Linked DNA regions of Homo sapiens: region 2 is linked to region 1. Evidence: chromatin loops called from intact Hi-C (ENCODE). Cell type or tissue: PC-9. All regions are shown on one strand. Each heading gives the region's core, and the rest is flanking DNA. Links, peaks and the distances in the headings are about the cores only. Region 1 has its middle 27 kb from the start of RIBC2. Region 2 overlaps FBLN1 (fibulin 1).

What was found. Peaks named below come from ENCODE experiments on the same cell type or tissue, not always from the same donor. Only the 100,000 strongest peaks of a DNase experiment are listed, where the experiment ranks them.
Region 2: it touches region 1 in a loop (12-fold over the local background); 21 of 110 quality-filtered maps call a loop at or near these places.

What each region holds. Positions count from the first base shown.
Region 1 is chr22:45,436,317-45,445,559 of GRCh38, reverse strand. No RefSeq gene overlaps it. Among named protein-coding and RNA genes, the nearest start is that of RIBC2, 27 kb to the right of the region's middle. RefSeq lists an enhancer at 2,647-3,209. In PC-9, for the core only: CTCF peaks have their summits at 4,001 and 4,201 (motif pointing left); DNase peaks (open chromatin) are centred at 1,309 and 4,159; H3K4me3 peaks cover 896 bases; H3K27ac peaks cover 1,690 bases.
Region 2 is chr22:45,511,568-45,520,922 of GRCh38, reverse strand. FBLN1 (fibulin 1) reads right to left here. Exons shown (of 17, transcript NM_006486.3): 2 at 2,136-2,241. Among named protein-coding and RNA genes, the nearest start is that of FBLN1, 13 kb to the right of the region's middle. RefSeq lists an enhancer at 4,848-5,782. In PC-9, for the core only: no CTCF peak of the experiment used is centred there; DNase peaks (open chromatin) are centred at 2,182 and 3,702; H3K27ac peaks cover 3,496 bases.

The DNA.
Region 1 (9,243 bases), core at 689-8,688:
TCTTGACATGGCCTGTCCACCGCCGGGAGGTGGTGCCACTTTCCTGGCGTCCAGGCTTGGCTGATCACGCTCTCCGACAGCCTGGGCCATGATTCGGGTGCCACTGTGGGGTCACGCTGCCTGTGCCCCCTAGGGCTCACAGAGATACTAGCCTTTGGATTCCAGTGCCCTCCCCCAGACCTCCAACAGACCCCACAGAGCTGAGCCCCAGCTCTCTTCATTATCAGTCACTCCATTATAACTAGGACACGTACGTCTGTGTGCCTGGACTGTCACTGCCCCTAGGATGAGATTTTCCAGGCAGCAACTCCATCATCACACAAAGAGGTCTCTGGAGGATCCACATTCCTTGCTGTCTAGACCTGTCCTGAGTATGCCTGAACCCTGGGTGTTCAGGTTCAGGCTGTGAAACTCACGCCCACAGTTCACCAATTCATGCAACAAATATGGCATGATCTCGGCTCACGGCAACCTCTGTCTCCCAGGTTCAAGCAATTCTCCTGGCTCAGCCTCCCGAGTAGTTGGGATTACAGGTGCCAGCCACCATGCCCACCTAATTTTTTTTTTTTTTTGTATTTTTAGTAGAGATGGGGTTTCACTATGTTGGCCAGGCTGGTCTCGAACTCCTGACCTCAGATGATCCACCCACCTCGGCCTCCCAAAGTGTTGGGATTACAGGCGTGAGCCACCGTGGCTGGCCAGATTTGTTTTATATTTTGAAGTCTTACCAACAGGATTTGCTGATAGATTGAGAGAGAGAGAGCCCAACGATGGATCCAAACTCTCTGGCCTGAGCAATTGGAAGCATTGGGGTTTCCATAGCCTAAGACAGGGAAGACTTTGGAGGGACAGGTGTGGGTAGAGGGAAACCAGTTCTGTTCAGATGCCTTCATGTTGACTGCCTGCTTGTTAGACATCCCAGTAAAGCTATCAAGTCGACATTTGGGTACCAAGCCTGGAACTCACAGCAGAGGTCAAGCTAGAGAAATACACTAGAGTGTTGTCACCTGTCTTCCCCTCCTGGAGCTCTGCTGACTGTCTCCTTGCAGGCATTCTGTCAGAGGTAGCTGGGACTTTAGAACTGGGCACAATTCCTGGCTCCATCTTGAACTGGCTCTGGGACCTTGGGAAAGTGAGTTCCCCTCTCTAGCCCTTAGTTCTTGTGAAAGGAAAATCGCAGGACTCCAAAATCGCAAAGTCAAGGGGAAAAGTCAAGCTGGGAACTGCATCACGCAAACTTGCCTCCCATTTTCTTCCTAGATAAGATAGCTACAAAGATAAACAAGCTGCATACCTCCCTCCCAATTTGCCCACAAGGAAATTCCTTGTGGGCCTCAGGATCTTTACCCTAAAACAGTTCTGTTGAATTTCACCCTGGCAATGTAAATTGATAGCTTATCTTCACAGATGTGGGACAAAGGACAGAACTCACCATCAGGCCTCTGCCCACCTGAGACAAATGCATATATGATTGCTTGATTGCTTCCTCTGCCCTATTGTTTATGTGAAAATGCAGATTCACTGAGCCAGACTAGGGCACACAGGACTACTCCTCTACCCTCTGCTCACATGGAAATTGTGTATTCAGTGAAAGGCTGATCAAAGACTCAAAAGGATGCACCCATTTATCTTTTATATGCCTATGACCTGGAAATCCCTGCTTCCAGTTGTCCTGCGTTTCCAAACTGAAGCAATGTACATCTTACACATATTGATTCATGCCTCATGTCTCCCAAAAATGTGTAAAAGCAAGCTATACCACAACCTCCTTGGGCACATGTCAGCAGGACCTCCTGAGGCTGTGTCACAGACACGTCCTTAACCTTGGCAAAATAAACTTTCTTTCCTTTTTTTTTTTTTTGGGAGACAGAGTTTCGCTCTTGTTGCCCAGGCTGGAGTGCAGTGGCATGATCTTGGCTCACTGCAACCTCTGCCTCCCAGGTTCAAGTGATTCTCCTGCCTCAGCCTCCCAAGTAGCTGGGACTACAGGCACCTGCCACCATGCCCAGCTAATTTTGTCTTTTTAGTAGAGACGAGGTTTCACCATGTTGGCCAGGCTGGTCTTGAACTCGTAACCTCAGGTGATCTGCCTGCCTCAGCCTCCCAAAGTGCTGGGATTACAGGCACGAGCCACCAAGCCCAGGTACAAAATAAACTTTCTAAATGGATTGAGACTTGTCTTAGGTACTTTGTGTTCACATTCCTCATCCTCATTGGGGATATGAAACTGGTAACACTTCTTGTAGCCTCCTGCAGGTTTTTTTTTTTTTTTTTTTTTGAGACGGAGTTTTGCTCTTGTTGCCCAGGCTGGAGTGCAAAGGTGCAATCTCAGCTTACCGCAACCTCCGCCTCCTGGGTTCAAGCAATTCTCCTGCCTCAGCCTCCCGAGTAGCTGGAATTACAGGCATGCTCCACTACACCTGGCTAATTTTGTATTTTTAGTAGAGATGGGGTTTCTCTATGTTGGTCAGGCTGGTCTCGAACTCCTGACCTCAGGTGATCTACCCGCCTCGGCCTCCCAAAAGTGCTGGGATCACAGGCGTGAGCCATCGCACCCGGCAGCCTCCTGCAGATTTTAAGAAGCTCAGCTCTGTGGCATCAGCACACACGGGCTCAGCAAGCAGCAGCCATGTACACCATCAGCATATTTTGCTGGACATGTTTATTGGTGCTGCAAGCCCACCGCCCTTTTTGCCTCTGAATATACTATGAGCCGACTCTCCCCATGCGAGGATGGGGCCAGGGAGTGGGCCTTGACCTAGGGACTGTCCATCTGAAAAGACGACCAGGTCCCATAGGCCCCCTGGTCACGAATTTGAGCTGGGAATGAGGAGGCTGGGCCAGTGGGGCTGGGAGGGGTGGCAGTGCTGGAACTGAAAGGCCGTTTTAGGGCCAGTTACCAGATGGGCAGCTGAGGACACTGAGTGGCTTTGGGTGAGAGACTCTGTGGCTGAGTCCTGTCCTCAGGCTCTGCCAGGTTCCAAGGGATATCCAGGTAACAAAGTCACATTTGTCAGCTCCAGAGCCCCGGGGAAAACCTTCAGGGGCGATTAATTCACAGATCAGCCTGGTGTGGAGGAGATGGCCCTACCCACTTTTTTCTTCAATAGGCTCTGGAATGTTCTATCCCCAACAATTGTGGACAATGAGGCTGGAGTCTTTTCTGACACTGTTAGAACAAGTGTGTTTGGAGAGCTTTCTGGAACGTCTGGTGAAAAGAAAAGACCCACTGACTCGCAGACATTCCATCTGCCCTCATTCCCATTCCTGTTTACTTCTGGGGGCCATGCTGGGGGTTGGCCCCAGGGACTTTGGATTCATCTTTCATTCGCTGGAAGAAGAAAGGAAGGCAGACCTTCCAGACTCAGTAGATGAAACTGACTTTGCCAGGTCTGGGCAGAGAGCAAGTGAGGTTCGAAGATGGGGGAGCATGAATCTGGGGGTGGGCTGGATGAGGTGGTGGGTGGGGGAGGATCAAGGCCTTTACTTGGTCGGGGCAAGCACAGATGAAGCCCCACCTGGCAACTACCTACTCTGTGTCACTCACAGCCTCATTCTCACTCGGCATCCTCCAGCTTCTTTTCACCACTCTCTTAACATCACGTGGGCACAATCCATATGGTTGAAAAGATGCCTCTTGCTGGGCGCGGTGGCTCATGCCTGTAATCCCAGCACTTTGGGAGGCCGAGTCAGGTGGATCACGAGGTCAGGAGATCAAGACCATTGTGGCTAACGCGGTGAAACCCCGTCTCTACTAAAAATACAAAAAATTAGCTGGGTGTGGTGGTATGCGCCTGTAGTCCCAGCTACTTGGGAGGCTGAGGCAGAGGCAGGAGAATCGCTTGAACCCGGGAGGCGGAGGTTGCAGTGAGCCGAGATCGCACCACTGCACTCCAGCCTGGGTGGTGACAGAGCAAGACTCTGTCCCAAAAAAAAAAAAAAAAAAGAAAAGAAAAGAAAAGAAAAGGAAACATGTCTCTTTGGAAAAGGTGCTCTAGAGGCCCCTGCTCCATCCCCAACCTTCACCCCATGATCCCTCCTGTAACCAGGCTCAGGACGCTGCTCCACCCAGGAGCATGGGGACCTGTCACCTCATTGCACCAACATTCCAAAGTGGCTGTCGCTTCTGCAGAGGGAGACCCGGTGCAGGTGGAAACCAGATGGCCAGAGGCTATGCTGGGAGCACGAGAGATAGATGTGCCACCTGCTGGTGGACAGCTCTCCAGTAGACAGCAACAGCTCACTGCACATGAGAGAAGAGAGACAGACTCTCTCATATTGTTTTATCTTGTTTTATACTCAGAAAAGGAAAGAAAAGCGAAACGAAATGCAGGTAGCCCGGCGCCTAGGAACCAGACCCGAAACCAGGCCTGGGCCTGCCTGACCTAATCCTGGTAGTTAAAGATCGACCCTGACCTAACCGGTTATGTTATCTATAGATTCCAGACTTTGTATGGAAAGGCATTGCAAAAATCCCTGTCCTGTTCTGTTTCCTTCTGATTACCGGTGCATGCAGCCCCCAGTCATGTACCCCCTGCTTGCTCAATCGATCACGACCCTCTCGCGCGGACCCCCTTAGAGTTGTGAGCCCTTAAAAGGGACAGGAATTGCTCACTGGGGGAGCTCGGCTCTTGAGACAGGAGTCTTACCTGATGCTCCCGGCCGAAAGAACCACTTCCTTCTTTAACTCAGTGTCTGAGGAGTTTTGTCTGCGGCTCGTCCTGCTGCATGCATAACAGATGGTACCCGGTTTCTTAGGGGTCCTCCCTTTGCAGTCCTGTCAGGGGTAGGAGTGTGGTTGGGTTTTCTTTTTCTGTCCGTTTCCATCACTCCAAAAAGTAGCCTCATGCCTGTTTGCCATCAAACCCCCTCACCCTGTCCCAGGCAAGCACTGATGGAATAGTTATCCCAATTCTGGAACTCCCCATAGATAGAATTGTAAACTGTGAACTCCTTTGTATCTGTTACAATGTTTCTGATTATGATTTTTTTTTTTGAGACAGAATTTCGCTCTTGTCACCCAGGCTGGAGGGCAGTGGTGCGATCTTGGCTCACTGTAACCTCTGCCTCCCGGGTTCAAGCAATTCTCCTGCCTCAGCCTCCCAAGTAGCTGGTATTACAGGAACACCCCCCACCCCACCCCTCACCACCATGCCCAGCTAATTTTTTATTTTTATTTTTTATTTCATTTATTTATTTTTTTGAGATGGAGTCTTGCTCTGTTGCCCAGGCTGTAGCGCAGTGGCGTAATCTTGGCTCACTGCAACGTCCACCTCCCGGGTTCAAGCAATTCTCATGCCTCAGCCTCCTGAGTAGCTGGGAGTACAGGCACATGCCACCACGCCCGGCTAATTTTTTGTGTTTTTAGTAGCGATGGGGTTTCACCATGTTAGCCAGGTTGGTCTTGATCTCCTGACCTCGTGATCTGCCCCCTTGGCCTCCCAAAGTGCTGGGATTACAGGCCTGAGCCACTGCGCCCCGCCCTGATTATGATTTCTGATTCTGCCGTTTTGACGGGTATATCAGCAGTTTGTTTCTTTTCAGCTGTGAGTGATAGGAATATAACTTTTGTTTATCTGATCACCTGTTGATAGATATTTTGGTTGATCCAAGTTTGGTGCTATCATGAATAAAGATGCTATAAACATTTCTGTAAAGGTCTTTTTGTGATTTTTTGCTTGTTTTTTTGAGACAGAGTCTCACTCTGTACCCGAGGCTGGAATGAAGTGGCATGATCTCAGCTCACTGCAACATCCACCTCCCTGGTTCAAGTGATTCTCATGCCTCTGCCTCCTGAGTAGCTAGGACTACAGGTGTGCACCTCCACACCTGGCTAATTTTTGTATTTTTAGTAGAGTCAGGGTTTCACCATGTTGGCCAGGCTGGTCTCAAACTCCTGACCTCAGGTAATCCACCTGCCTCAGCCTCCCAAAGTTCTGAGATTACAGGCATGAGCCACTGTACCCGGCCTAAAATTTTTTAAATTTTTTGTAGAGACGAGGTCTCGCTATGTTGACCAGGCTGGTCCTGAACTCCTGACCTCGTGATCCACCTGCTTCGGTGTCCCAAAGTGCTGGGATTACAGGCGTGAGCTACCGCACCTGGCCTTATTTTTATGTTATTTATTTATTTTTATTTTTTATTTTTTGAGATGGAGTCTCACTCTGTTGCCCAGGCTGGAGTGCAGTGGCATGATTTCGGCTCACTGCAATCTCCACCTCCCAGGTTCATGCCATTCTCCTGCCTTAGCCCCCTGAGTAGCTGGGACAATAGGCACCCGACACCATGCCCGGCTAATTTTTTTGTATTTGTAGTAGAGATGGGGTTTCACCGTGTTAGCCAGGATGGTCTCAATCTCCTGACCTCGTGATCTGCCCACCTTGGCCTCCCAAAGTGCTGGGATTACAGGCGCGAGCCACAGCACCTGGCCTTATTTTTATTTTTGTAGACAGAGTCTTGCTGTGTTGCCCAGGTTGGAGTACAGTGGTGTGACCTCAGCTCACTGCAACCTCCGCTTCCCGGGCTCAAGAGATTCTCCTGCCTCAGCCTCCTGAGTAGCTGGGATTACAGGTGCGCACCATCATGCCTGGCTAGTTTGTATTTTTAGTAGAGACAGGGTTTCACCATGTTGGCCAGGCTGGTCTCAAACTCCTGACCTCAGGTCATCTTCCCACTTCGACCTCCCAAAGTGCTGGGATTACAGGCATGAGCCACCGTGCCTGGCCCCCTTCCCATTATTCTAAACATAAGAACTTGAACACAGAATAAAGAACCATGTGCAAATGACTCTATTTTTCTTCCTGTTTATCTTATGGCTTCATTTTAAAATGAATAGGCTATCTTTTAGAACAGTGTTAGGTTTACAAGAAAATTGAGTAACAAGTATAGAGGGTTCCCATATGCTCCCTTCCCATAGGCCCCTAGTTCCCCTATTATTAATGTCTCATGTTAGTGTGGTACATTTGTTACAATTGACTAGCCAACATTGACACATCATCATCACCCAGAGTTTATAATTTACATTAGGGGTCACCCTGTGTACATTCTGTGGATTTTGACAAATGTATAATGACATATACCCAAGGTTACAGCATCACACAGCAAAGTTTCACTGCCCTAAAAATCCTTGTGCTCTCTCTGCCTATTCATCCCTCCCTCCCCTCAGTCCCTGGCAACCACTGATGTTTTTACTGTTTCTATAGCTTTGCCTTTTTTGAAAAGTCAGGCTGGGTGCAGTGGCTCATGCCGTAATCCCAACACTTTGGGAGGCCAAGGTGGGTGGATCATCTGAGGTCAGGAGTTCAATACCAGCCTGGCCAACACAGTGAAACCCAACTCTACTAAAAATACAAAAATTAGACGGGCGTGGTGGTGCACGCCTGTAGTCCCAGCTACTTGGGAGGCTGAGGCAGGAGAATCGCTTGAACCTGGGAGGCGGAGGTTTCAGTGAGCCAAGACGGTGCCACTGCGCTCCAGGCTAGGCAACAGAGGGAGACTCCTCAAAAAAAAAAAAAAGTCATATGATTGGACTCATACAGTAGATAACCTTTGCAGATTGACTTCTTTCACCAAGCAATATGCATTTAAGCTTCTTCCACATTTTCTTGTGGCTTGATAGCTCTTTTCTTATTATTATATCTTATATTAATAAGACTCCATTGTCTGGAGGTACCACAGTGTTTTTATCCATTAACTTATTGAAGAACACGTTGCTTGCTTCCCGGTTTTGGCAATTATGAATACAGCTCCTGTAGACACCCATGTGCCAGACACAAGTGTGGACATACGTCATTTGGGCAAATACAAATGGCTTTTGAACGCTATTATTATAATTTTTCTGTGCTGTTTTGTTTTAGATGTGCCTTTTGTAAGTGGCGTATATATAACTAGAATTTTTAAAAGCCAGTCTGTGGAGAGCTAGTGTGTCCAGAACTGGTGGGTTCTTGGACTTCAAGAATGAAGCCGGGAACCCTCGCGGTGAGTGTTACAGCTCTTAAGGTGGCGCGTCTGGAGTTTGTTCCTTCTGATGTTCGGATGTGTTCGGAGTTTCTTCCTTCTGGTGGGTTTGTGGTCTCGCTTGCTCAGGAGTGAAGCTGCAGATCTTCGCGGTGAAGCAGTGTGGACCCAGAGAGTGAGCAGTAGCAAGATTTATTGCAAAGAGCAAAAGAACAAAGCTCCCACAGAGTGGAAGGGAACCCGAGCGGGTTACCACTGCTGGCTTGGGCAGCCTGCTTTTATTCTCTTATCTGGCCCCACCCACATCCTGCTGATTGGTAGAGCCCAGTGGCCTGTTTTGACAGGGCGCTGATTGGTGCGTTTACAATCCCTGAGCTAGATACAAAGGTTCTCCACGTCCCCATCAGACTCAGGAGCCCAGCTGGCTTCATCCAGTGGATTCCGCACCGGGGCTGCAGGTGGAGCTGCCTGCTAGTCCCGCGCCGTGCGCTCGCACTCCTCAGCCCTTGGGCGGTCGATGGGACTGGGCGCCGTGGAGCACGGGGCGGCGCTCGTCGGGGAGGCTTGGGCCGCACAGGAGCTCATGGAGGGGGTGGGAGGCTCAGGCATGGCGGGCTGCAGGTCCCGAGCCCTGCCCCGCGGGAAGGCAGCTAAGGCCCGCTGAGAAATGGAGCGCAGCGCCAGTGGGCCGGCACTGCTGGGGGACCCAGTACACCCTCCGCAGCCACTGGCCCGGGTGCTAAGCTCCTCACTGCGCGGGGCCGGCAGGGCTGGCCGGCTGCTCCGAGTGCGCGGCCCGCCAAGCCCACGCCCACCCGGAACTCCAGCTGGCCCGCAAGGGCCGCGCGCAGCCCGGGTTCCCGCTCGCGCCTCTCCCTCCACACCTCCCTGCAAGCTGAGGGAGCCGGCTCTGGCCTTGGCCAGCCCAGAAAGGGGCTCCCACAGTGCAGCGGTGGGCTGAAGGGCTCCTCAAGTGTCACCAAAGTGGGAGCCCAGGCAGAGGAGGTGCCGAGAGCAAGCGAGGGCTCTGAGGACTGCCAGCACGCTGTCACCTCTCACTAGGACACAAATATAGCAAAATATTAATTGTAGAATCTAGGTGGTGGATGTATGTGTACATTCTGTACAATTCCTTCAGTTTTTCTTTATGCTTGAAATAAAATGTAGCAGGGAGGGCTGGGTGCAGAGGCTCAGGCCCGTAATCGCAGCACTTTGGGAGGCCAAGGTGGACGGATCACTTGAGGTCAGGAGTCCGAGACCAGCCTGGCCAACATGGAGAAACCCTGT
Region 2 (9,355 bases), core at 531-8,530, 76 kb before region 1:
AATCGCCTGAATCTAGGAGGCGGAGGTTGCAGTGAGCCAAGATCAACATACTGCACCCCAGCCTGGGCAACAGAGCAAGACTCAGTTTCAAAAAATAAAGAAAAAAGATAACTCCAAAATTTACCAAAGACATTAGTGAGTAGAAGTCAGTAATACATTTGATAGTGACTAAAATCCCCATTCACAAGCAAGGCCCAGAGTGCTGCTGAATCTGCGGCCTCAGTTCCTCTGCCTGCACGTTGAGGGGTTACACGGGCTGATGCCTCACTTTCTTTTATTTCACTAAGTATTAATAGTAGTGGCTCCCTATTATGGGCTAAATTGTGTCTTCCCAAAATCTATCTGGTGAAGTCCTAACCCCCAGTATCTCAGAATGGGACTCTATTTGGAGACAGTGACTTTAAATGGGTGACATAGTTAAATGAGGTTGTTAGGGCAGGCTGTAATCCAAAGGACTGGTGTCCTTCGAGGAAGCGGTGAGCAGGACACAGACACATACAGAGGGAGGGCCGTGTGAGGACACAGGGAGAAGAGGGCATCTACAGGCCCAGGAGAGGAGCCTCAGAAGGAGCCCACCCTGCTGACACCTCGGTCTCAGACTTCTGGCCTCCGGAACTATGAGGAACCGGTGGTTGAGCCACCCTGCCCCTTATACTCTGCTCTGGCAGTCCTAGAAAACCAATACGTTGCCACAGTCTGGCTTTGTGGTGCTGATTTCATAGGTGATCTCTGATTTTTTTCTTTTGATGGTGGGGGCACGGAGTCTCACTCTGTCACCTAGGCTGGAGTACAATGAACGGTCTCAGCTCACTGCAACCTCCGCTTCCCGGGTTCAAGCGATTCTCTTGTCTCAGCCTCCCGAGTAGCTGGGATTACAGACGCCCGCCACCACAACCAGCTAATTTTTATATTTTTAGTAGAGACGGGGTTTCACCACGTTGGTCAGGCTGGTCTGGAACTCCTGACATCAGGTGATCCACCCGCCTTGGTCTCCCAAAGTGCTGGGATTACAGGGGTGAGCCACCGCGCCCGGGTGATCTCTGATCATTATAACAACCCCAGAAAGGAGGTATCATGGTGCCTTTGAGCTGGCTCAGGTCACCCAGCCTGAAACCCAACCAGGTTGGTCCACCTCCCCAGCCCTTGTCCTTCCCGGGGCCAGACTGGCTGCTGTCCGTGCAGACGGTACACAGAAAGTAGGTGCTCCACACGGGCATTCTGGGGTTTTCACTATTATTTTTATGATGATGATCAGCATGACCTAATCTCATCATTTATTCCTTTTTTTTTTTTTTTTTGAGTTAGAGTTTCGCTGTTGTTGCCCAGACTGAAATGCAGTGGCGCGATCTCAGCTCACTGCAGCCTCCGCCTCCCAGGTTCAAGCAATTCTCTGGCCTCAGCCTCCCAAGTAGCTGGGATTACAGGCGCATGCCACCACGCCCAGCTAATTTTTTTTGTATTTTTAGTAGAGACGGGGTTTCACCATGTTGGCCAGGCTGGTCTCGAACTCCTGATCTCAGGTGATCCACCCACCTCGGCCTCCCAAAGTGCTGGGATTACAGGCGTGAGCCACCGCGCCCGGCTTCTCATTATTTATTCTAAGCTTACACGGTCTCAGAATTTTCAGAGAGCTGGAGTCAATGTAGGGAGAGAAGAATAAAAACGGTCGATCCAGATGTTGGCTGCTGCAGAAGCTGAAAAACCGGCTGGTGGAACGCTTCACTCTGCGCCGGCTCATTGGCATTTTTGGGGTCTGTAGGTGGTCCGTGTTTCCACTCGCAAAGCTCTTTAGTCACATCATCTCCTTTGCTCCCCCACAACTGTCCCCCCTTTTTTAAAAGAGAAAACTGACTTGCCCACAGCTGCAAGCCCAGATCTTCTTGCTCCCAGCCCAGTGAAAGAGACACATACCCCGACAATCACAGAGTGGCACAGGAAGGGTGAGCCAAGGCCCGGTGCCAGGCCGGTGCCAGGAGGGAGGCAGGAGTCACCCACTGCAGCACCCGCAGCCTGGATGGATCCGGGCCTGGGTGTCCAGCCTCTCCCGAGAGGTCTGGCACACACTGTCCCTTCCTCCCCCACTTTTCTCTAAAGGAACATTGTTCCAGTGAAACAGTGGCCACTGGCAAACGTACCTGCATTCTTTGGATTCCGTAGCATATGGCAGCGAGCAGTCCTTCTGATGAGTGGCCATCCGGTGTCCGTCCGCACAGCAGGCCTCCAGGAGGACATCCGCGTCCACTGTGCAGGGAAGAGAACAAGCTGAGAGGTGGCTCACCACTCAGCGGGTGGAGGGCCCTCCCAGATGCACCACCAGGACACGCACGTCCTTCTGTCTTGACGACAGCATCAGGCTGGGGGCACATCCCTTAGTCACTCTGCAAACCAGTACTGAAAACCCCACCAGACCCCAGCTGCGAGTCCACACCCCACTCCTTCCTAGAAGAAAGACCTGAATCCTCCCCCATCTGAATCCAGCTTGGACAGGGCTGCGGCTCAGCCCCTGAGATCCAAGCACACATGGATCCCTGCTCCAGCCACATGCTGGAGATGCTGATGCGGTCCCTGTCCAGACAGGGTCCCTGCCTTCACAGTCCAGTAGGCAAGAAAGACAGCCCCTGATGACAGAGGCACGGCCATGCTGCCGGCCAGCCCAGCCCAGCAGGTCAGGGAACAGCCGACATGACTCTTTCCAGAGGAGAGACTGCAAACAGGGAGGGGGTTCAAAATGCAACGAGCTGAGTCAAGTAAGAAGGAAAAAAAAATTTTCTTTTTTTTTCTTTTTTTTTTTTTTTGAGACAGAGTCTCTGTCGCCCAGGCTGGAGTGCAATGGCGCGATCTGAGCTCACTGCAACCTCCACCTCCCAGGTTCGAGTGATTCTCCTGCCTCAGCCTCCTGAGTAGCTGGGATTACAGGTGCCCACCACTACGCCCGGCTACTTTTTTGTATTTTTAGTAGAGATGGGGTTTCACCATGTTGGCTAGGCTGGTCTGGAACTCCTGAACTTGCGTGATTGGCCAGCCATGGCCTCCCAAAGTGCTGGGATTACAGGCATAAGCCACCGCACCCAGCCTAAAAACCACCATTTCTAGACCAGCTTCTGTGACCCACATCCGTGTTTTCTCCTTTAATCTTGGGAGCAAAGGGGCAGGAGGGGGGACATAAGCCTCAAGCTACAGATTGAGGAAACCGAGGCTGGTGATGGTTTCTGCCCTTGACTTACCACAAGATCCCCTCTTCCACAGAAACGGGGACCTGTGAGAAGTCTGGTGAGGACAGGACTGGCAAAGCAGAGAGCACAGGTTCAGGAGTAACCGCAGCCTGGCCATCTTATCTCCCACTCGCAAAAAGGGCAGATGAAAGGATCACGCTCCAAGCAGCCGGCCCACACCCTCAGAGCCAGGCCACGGCCCAAATGAGCTGGGCACACAGGCCCTTGTGCCCCATGCCCCAGCCCAGGCTACAGCCCCAGTGGGCACCCTCCCAGCCCCTCAGCTCACGGAAGGGAGAAGACCCCATTGTGCCCCAAGGGAGGAGCGGCCGGGTGCCAGGTGCCCACATACTTGGACCTCATTCTAAAGGACTCAAATGCCAGAAAGCATTAGCACGACAGCCCCAGCTGCTGGGCAGAAGGTCACCTCTCGGCAGGATGTTACAAAACTGGGCTTTAAGAAGCACCACTTTTCCTTCCTAATGGCTTTCCAGCCCCTAGAGGGTAAATCCCACTGGGCTTGGCAGCGTTTCCGCACACACAACTGTGGGTGCCCTGCCTGAATACATTCTTCTTCCAGGCTGGGCCCTCGGGGTGGCCCAGAGGGCGGCTGCTGTCTGCTGGGTGAGGCAGCACCTTGCTAAACCACCCTATCAGTCATCAGCCACTGTAAGCACTTCTAGACTATGCGTCCTTCAGATGCTCCATCCCGTTCTCAGCAGGGGAGGAGGGGAAACTTGCAGAAACATTCCAGAATGGATAAGGTCAGTGCACGAATGAGCTAGGGCTCAGCCAGGCCATTCCACAAGGCCAGGAGGAGGGGGGTCTCACCTAGAACCATGTCCCCCAGTGACAACTTCTGGGCTTTCCCTTTTCCCCAGGGCTTCCAGGAAACTCAGAGCTGCTTTCTGCAGTGCAAGGTAGACCCACCCTTCTGACTCTCACCCGGCTCCCCGAGGCTGGCAGGAGGAGTCCTGCAGTGGCGTGGGTAAGGGTGAAGTTTCGTGCCACAGCAAAGCCCAACAGTTTCCAGCAGCCTGACCACTCAGCCCCCCTCCCACCTCAGGTGTCCCCTCTCCAGCGATGCTCTTCGGTGAACGTGAGATTCACCAGGAGGCAGAGCTAATGTCAAGTTGTCTGGAGTTGCCTCCCAGCACCAGAGGAAAAGTCATCAGGAGTGACAACCGTGTTATCATGGGGATAACCTTGAATGTCCCCATTCACTCATTCATTCATTCTTGCTCTAATTCATTAAGAAAAGCAAAAGTACTCACTAAGCCAAGGACCTTATCTGTTACAGACGAGACAGGCCGTGGTGCACTCCTGGATGAACAGGATGTGATCCAGCCATGTGGCCTGACAGCGAGGCTGCTCTCCCCTGTGCAGCCAAGCCCAGTTCCCATCTGTCCCCCTACCCCCTTCACCCTTTCTGCAGCCAACCCCGGTTCCCATGTCTGTCCCCACACTCCCTTCACCCCTTCTCTGGCCAGGCCCACTCAGCCCCCACCTGCAGTTTCACCCTCGTGTCTTCCACAGCCCGTCTCCTATCCTAGCCCACCTCCCATGCCCTGTCACCCTCTCCTGGCCGCCTGCCTGCCCACCCTGCATAGCTCGGGTGCCCCTCTGCTCCCATATCACCCCGTGCCTGGCGCATGTCTCTCCATCCTCCAGAGCCCTGCCTGCCTGCCTTACCCTCATAGCCACAAATGTCTTGAGGGCAGGCTCTGTCTCCTGTCCTTGTATACCCCCGACATCCATGCCAGCATGTGGCAGCTACAGAGTTGAGTAGAAACAGTGTAAGCTTTGGAGCCAAACAGCCTTTGGTTCCAATCCCAGCTCCAGCACTTTCTTGCTCTCTAACCCTGGGCAGGCAGCGCCGCCTCTCTGAATCACAGCTTCCCCAGTGGGAAAACGGGGCTTGCACTGTCTTCCCAGGGTTGCTGAGAAGAGGGATGCACTTTATAAAGTTCCAAGCACACAGAAAGTTCTCTGTAAACAGTCGCTGGAGGATTAAACCGTCGAAGGGGATTGACTTATCGCTGCTCATAAGAAATGGGGGAGACACAGCCGGGTGCTGGTGTGCGGAATCCCCCGCAGGTGAGCTGTGGCCCCAGAGCCTCCTTCGGACTCTGAGAAAGGAAAACACAGGGAAGGGCAGGCTCCCGTAGCCCTGGGAATTTTGCACCCAGAGCTGCAGAAACGGTTTGGAAATGCTTCCTGCTGGGGAGTCTGGGTACTGTGAACCTCACTCTCAGCAGGACAATCAAATGTGAAGTCCTTTGGTCTTCCGGAAACTCAGAAGGTAGCTCCCATGTTCTGAGCAGCCCCAGAGCTGAACTCTGCAAAGCAGGGCTGTCTGGGGGCTGTGCCCGAGGGGAGCTGAGCTCACCCCGTCATTAGCCAAGGGAGAGCTCCTGCACAGCCCCATCAGGGAGTCCACAAAGAGCCAAGCAGGGACCATGGCCAGGCTGGATGGCGACGAGGCAGAGGCATGGGGAGGGGACCCAAGAGGTGGACGATCATCCTCACTGTAACACTCACCAATCAATTGCCGGGCCCTGACCCACAAAGGCCTACAGACAAGGCCCCTCTCATTCACCGGCTCTCACTCCTCAACCCCTTCCATTCATTCTGCTATCATCCTGCCTGGGCTCCAAATGGAATTAAGAACAGAGGAAGCTGAAAAGCGTCAAGTCACCAGTGACATGAACATACATGTTAAGGTGTCCCTGCTCCCACAGCAAACCAGTGTGTGACCAGCTCCTCACAGGGCTCAGTGGACACTGGAGGCCCCCACGCCCTCCTGCCCACTGCTCTCACCCACGGCTCCTGGGCCCTGAGTTCTGGCATCAGGCTCAGTCCTGGCAGCCTCCAACACTGTTCTTTCTTGCTCCTCCTGAATTAAAACCTCCTTCGGGGCCAGGGATGGTGTCTTCCTCCTCTCACTGTCCATGTCGCACCTGCCCATGCCCAGCACAAACGTCACGGCTCAGTAAGCACCAGTTAAACAGAGCCAGGGCAAGGGGCCCGATCTGCAAGACCACTCTTGACATGCAAAGGCTGCTGGGGCAAGATCCTCTGCCCCCACAAACAAGCCTCCTCCTCCTCCATCGTCCCAGGGGGTGGAGGCAGTGACCCCCAGGAAAATCCCGAGGGGCTGGAGCCCACCCACACAAAATACGGGGCTGGTTAGAATTTCGGCAAAAGCCAGGGATGAGCTAGGGGTGGGGGAGTGGCTGAGGCTACAGAACTGCCGGTTTCTTAGCCTTGGAGATGTGCCTCGATCTTCCTAGTGGACTCAGCACTGGTTACCTCCCACCCATTAGAGGAAAACTGAGCTTCAGGGAGAAGAGGGGCCTGGCATCATGGCTCCAGATGCCAACAAAAGTACTATCTGCAGCAGGTTAAAGATGTGTGTAGCCCACACAAGAAAAGGTGCGTCATTAACTTGGGTTCCAAAACAAGGGCACCGACCTCTTTACAAGCTTACCTTGGGACAGGGCAGGAACAGGTTCCCTGAAGCACAAAACCAACTCCACTCCCACCCCTCAGACATATCCTTTCCAAGACACATTCCGATTAGAAACGAAAAAAAGTTGTCTCTGTCCCCTTTTAAATAAACAAGCTTGGCCAGGTACGGTGGCTCACGCCTGTAATCCCAGCAGGTCGAGGTGGGCGGATCATGAGGTCAGGAGTTCGAGACCAGCCTGACCAACATGGTGAAACCCCGTCTCTACTAAAAATACAAAAATTAGCCAGGCGTGTGGTGCATGCCTGTAATCCCAGCTACTCAGGAGGCTGAGGCAGAAGAATCGCTTGAACCTGGGAGGCAGAGGTTGCAGTGAGCCAAGATCACGCCACTGCACTCCAGCCTGGGCGACAGAGCAAGACTCCGTCTCAAAATAAAATAAACAAGCTTTACTCTGGTTATGAAAAGAAAGGCCAGTAAGGCACGTATGGTGACCCAGGATAAGAGTACCTATGAGGTCCCTAGAGGAGTTAAATTTGTAGGGAATTTGTCAGAGACAGGAAGGAAAAGGATGGGTGGGTGCCACAGGCTTCGGGGGAGAGGACGGGGAGTTAGTATTTAACAGTTTGGGAATATGAAAAGTTCTGGAGATGGAGGTGGTGATGATTGTACAATAATGTGACTGTATTTAATACCATTGGACCATACACTTAGAAATGGTTAAAATGGGCCGGGCGCAGTGGCTCACGCCTGTAATCCCAGCTACAATTAGCCGGGTTTGGTGGGGTGAGCTTGCAATCCCAGCTACTCAGGAGGCTGAGAGGCAGGAGAATCACTAGAACCTGGGAGGTAAAGGTTGTAGTGAGCAGGGATTATGCCACTGCATTCCAGCCTGGGTGACAGAGTGAGACTACATCTCAAAAAAAAAAAAAAAGGAAATGGTTAAAATGGCAAATCCCATGTGATGCGTATTTTACCACAATAAAAAGTACATCTTTTAAGCAAAATAATTTAGTGTTTGTTGGTCATCTTATAACATCCTACAGTAGGAAAGCAATCGATGCTTTGCCCGTTGACTTACTTGCCTTCTTCAATCAATGTTGTTTTCATGCAGTAATCTGAACAGTGTCAAGCGAATTAATTTAGTAGATTGTATTTCAGAATGTTCTGTACAGCAGTTTGACAGTGTATGCAATGGTTTACACGGCAAGCTATGAAACTTCAAATGAGACTTAAAATGTTCAGTAAAAAATAGATTGCAACTTTGCAACCAAAATAAAGATGACTTAACAACAACAAAAGAACAACAACAACAAAAAGGCCAGGCATGGTGGCTCAAGCCTATGATCCTAGCACTTTGGAAGGCAGAGGTGGGAGGATCGCTTGAGCCCAGGAGTTCAAGCTTGCAGTGGGCCACGACTGCACCACTACACTCCAGCCTGGGGGACAGGGGGAGACCCTGTCTCAAAACAAAAAAACTAAAAACAAAAGAACACCCTGAGGATCACAGCTCCCCCGTGTGTCCTGTGAGGGTGGGGCGATGGGAGTGGGGAAGGGCCTGGGGTCCAGCCCCACCCTGGCTGTGCCTCCCGCATCCCTGCAGGGACTTCCAGCTGCTCATTTGCCTGGGGATCCGGTCACCTGTGGATATCCAAACACCAGGTGTCCTGAGCTTCGCTGCCCCATCACACAGGCTGGGGACCATCTGAGGCCCACAGAGGCACCTCCCACCTCACTGTCCTATCCACCTGCTCATCAAGTCCTACCCCATGTGTTGCCTTCTCAGTGCCTGCCCAGGACTCTCGGCCAGGCTGGGGTGGGGGCAAAAAGGGGACTGGGGCTAACAGATCCCCCACGCCAACTCCACGCCTCATAGGTACCAAGAGTTCTGCGGGGGTCAACAGCATCCAACCAACTGCCTGATCAGTCAGGCCCCCCACCTTCAGAAGGGTGTCAAATCAAGGCCATTTGTACACAAACCCTAGGGCAGCTGAGCAGCCCTGGAACACTGTGAGTCAGGAGGATAATGTGGGCCAACCGAAGCCACGCCTGCTTCTTCCATCCCAGACCGCCAACAGCTGTGAGCAGCTCTGAGATCCAAAAATTACCTCTGACCAGTACCACACTGGACACCCACCCAAGCAGAACAGGCACTCGCTGGTAACTCGACACTGGGCTGTGGGGGATCAAGAGAGAAGCAGGGCCTCAGGGGACCTGGAATCTTCTCTCCCAGATCATTTCCTGTTGTTTCGGAGGAGTTTCAATCAACCAGTCTCAATCTGACCCCTGCATCTGACCATGTGAGTTAGATCCAAAGCATAATATTAGATATAAACCAAGAGCAAACTCTTGCAAAATCTCGTTAACCTTCAACTCGAATGTTCCCAGGGAAGGCAACGCTGCGGGTTAAAACTGCTCAGCCTTGAATCCAGCTCCCTCCCTTACTAAGACTCAAGGAGGCTCACTTCCTTCATCTGTAAAAATGGGGGAAGAGGCCGGGAGCAGTGGCTCATGGGTGTAATCTCAGCACTTTGGGAGGCTGAAGTGGGCAGACATCACTTCAGTCCAGGAGTTCGAGACCAGCCTGGCCAACATGGTAAAACCCAGTCTCCACTAAAAATACAAAAATTAGCTGGGCATGGTGGCGGGCACCTGAAATCCCAGCTACTCAGGA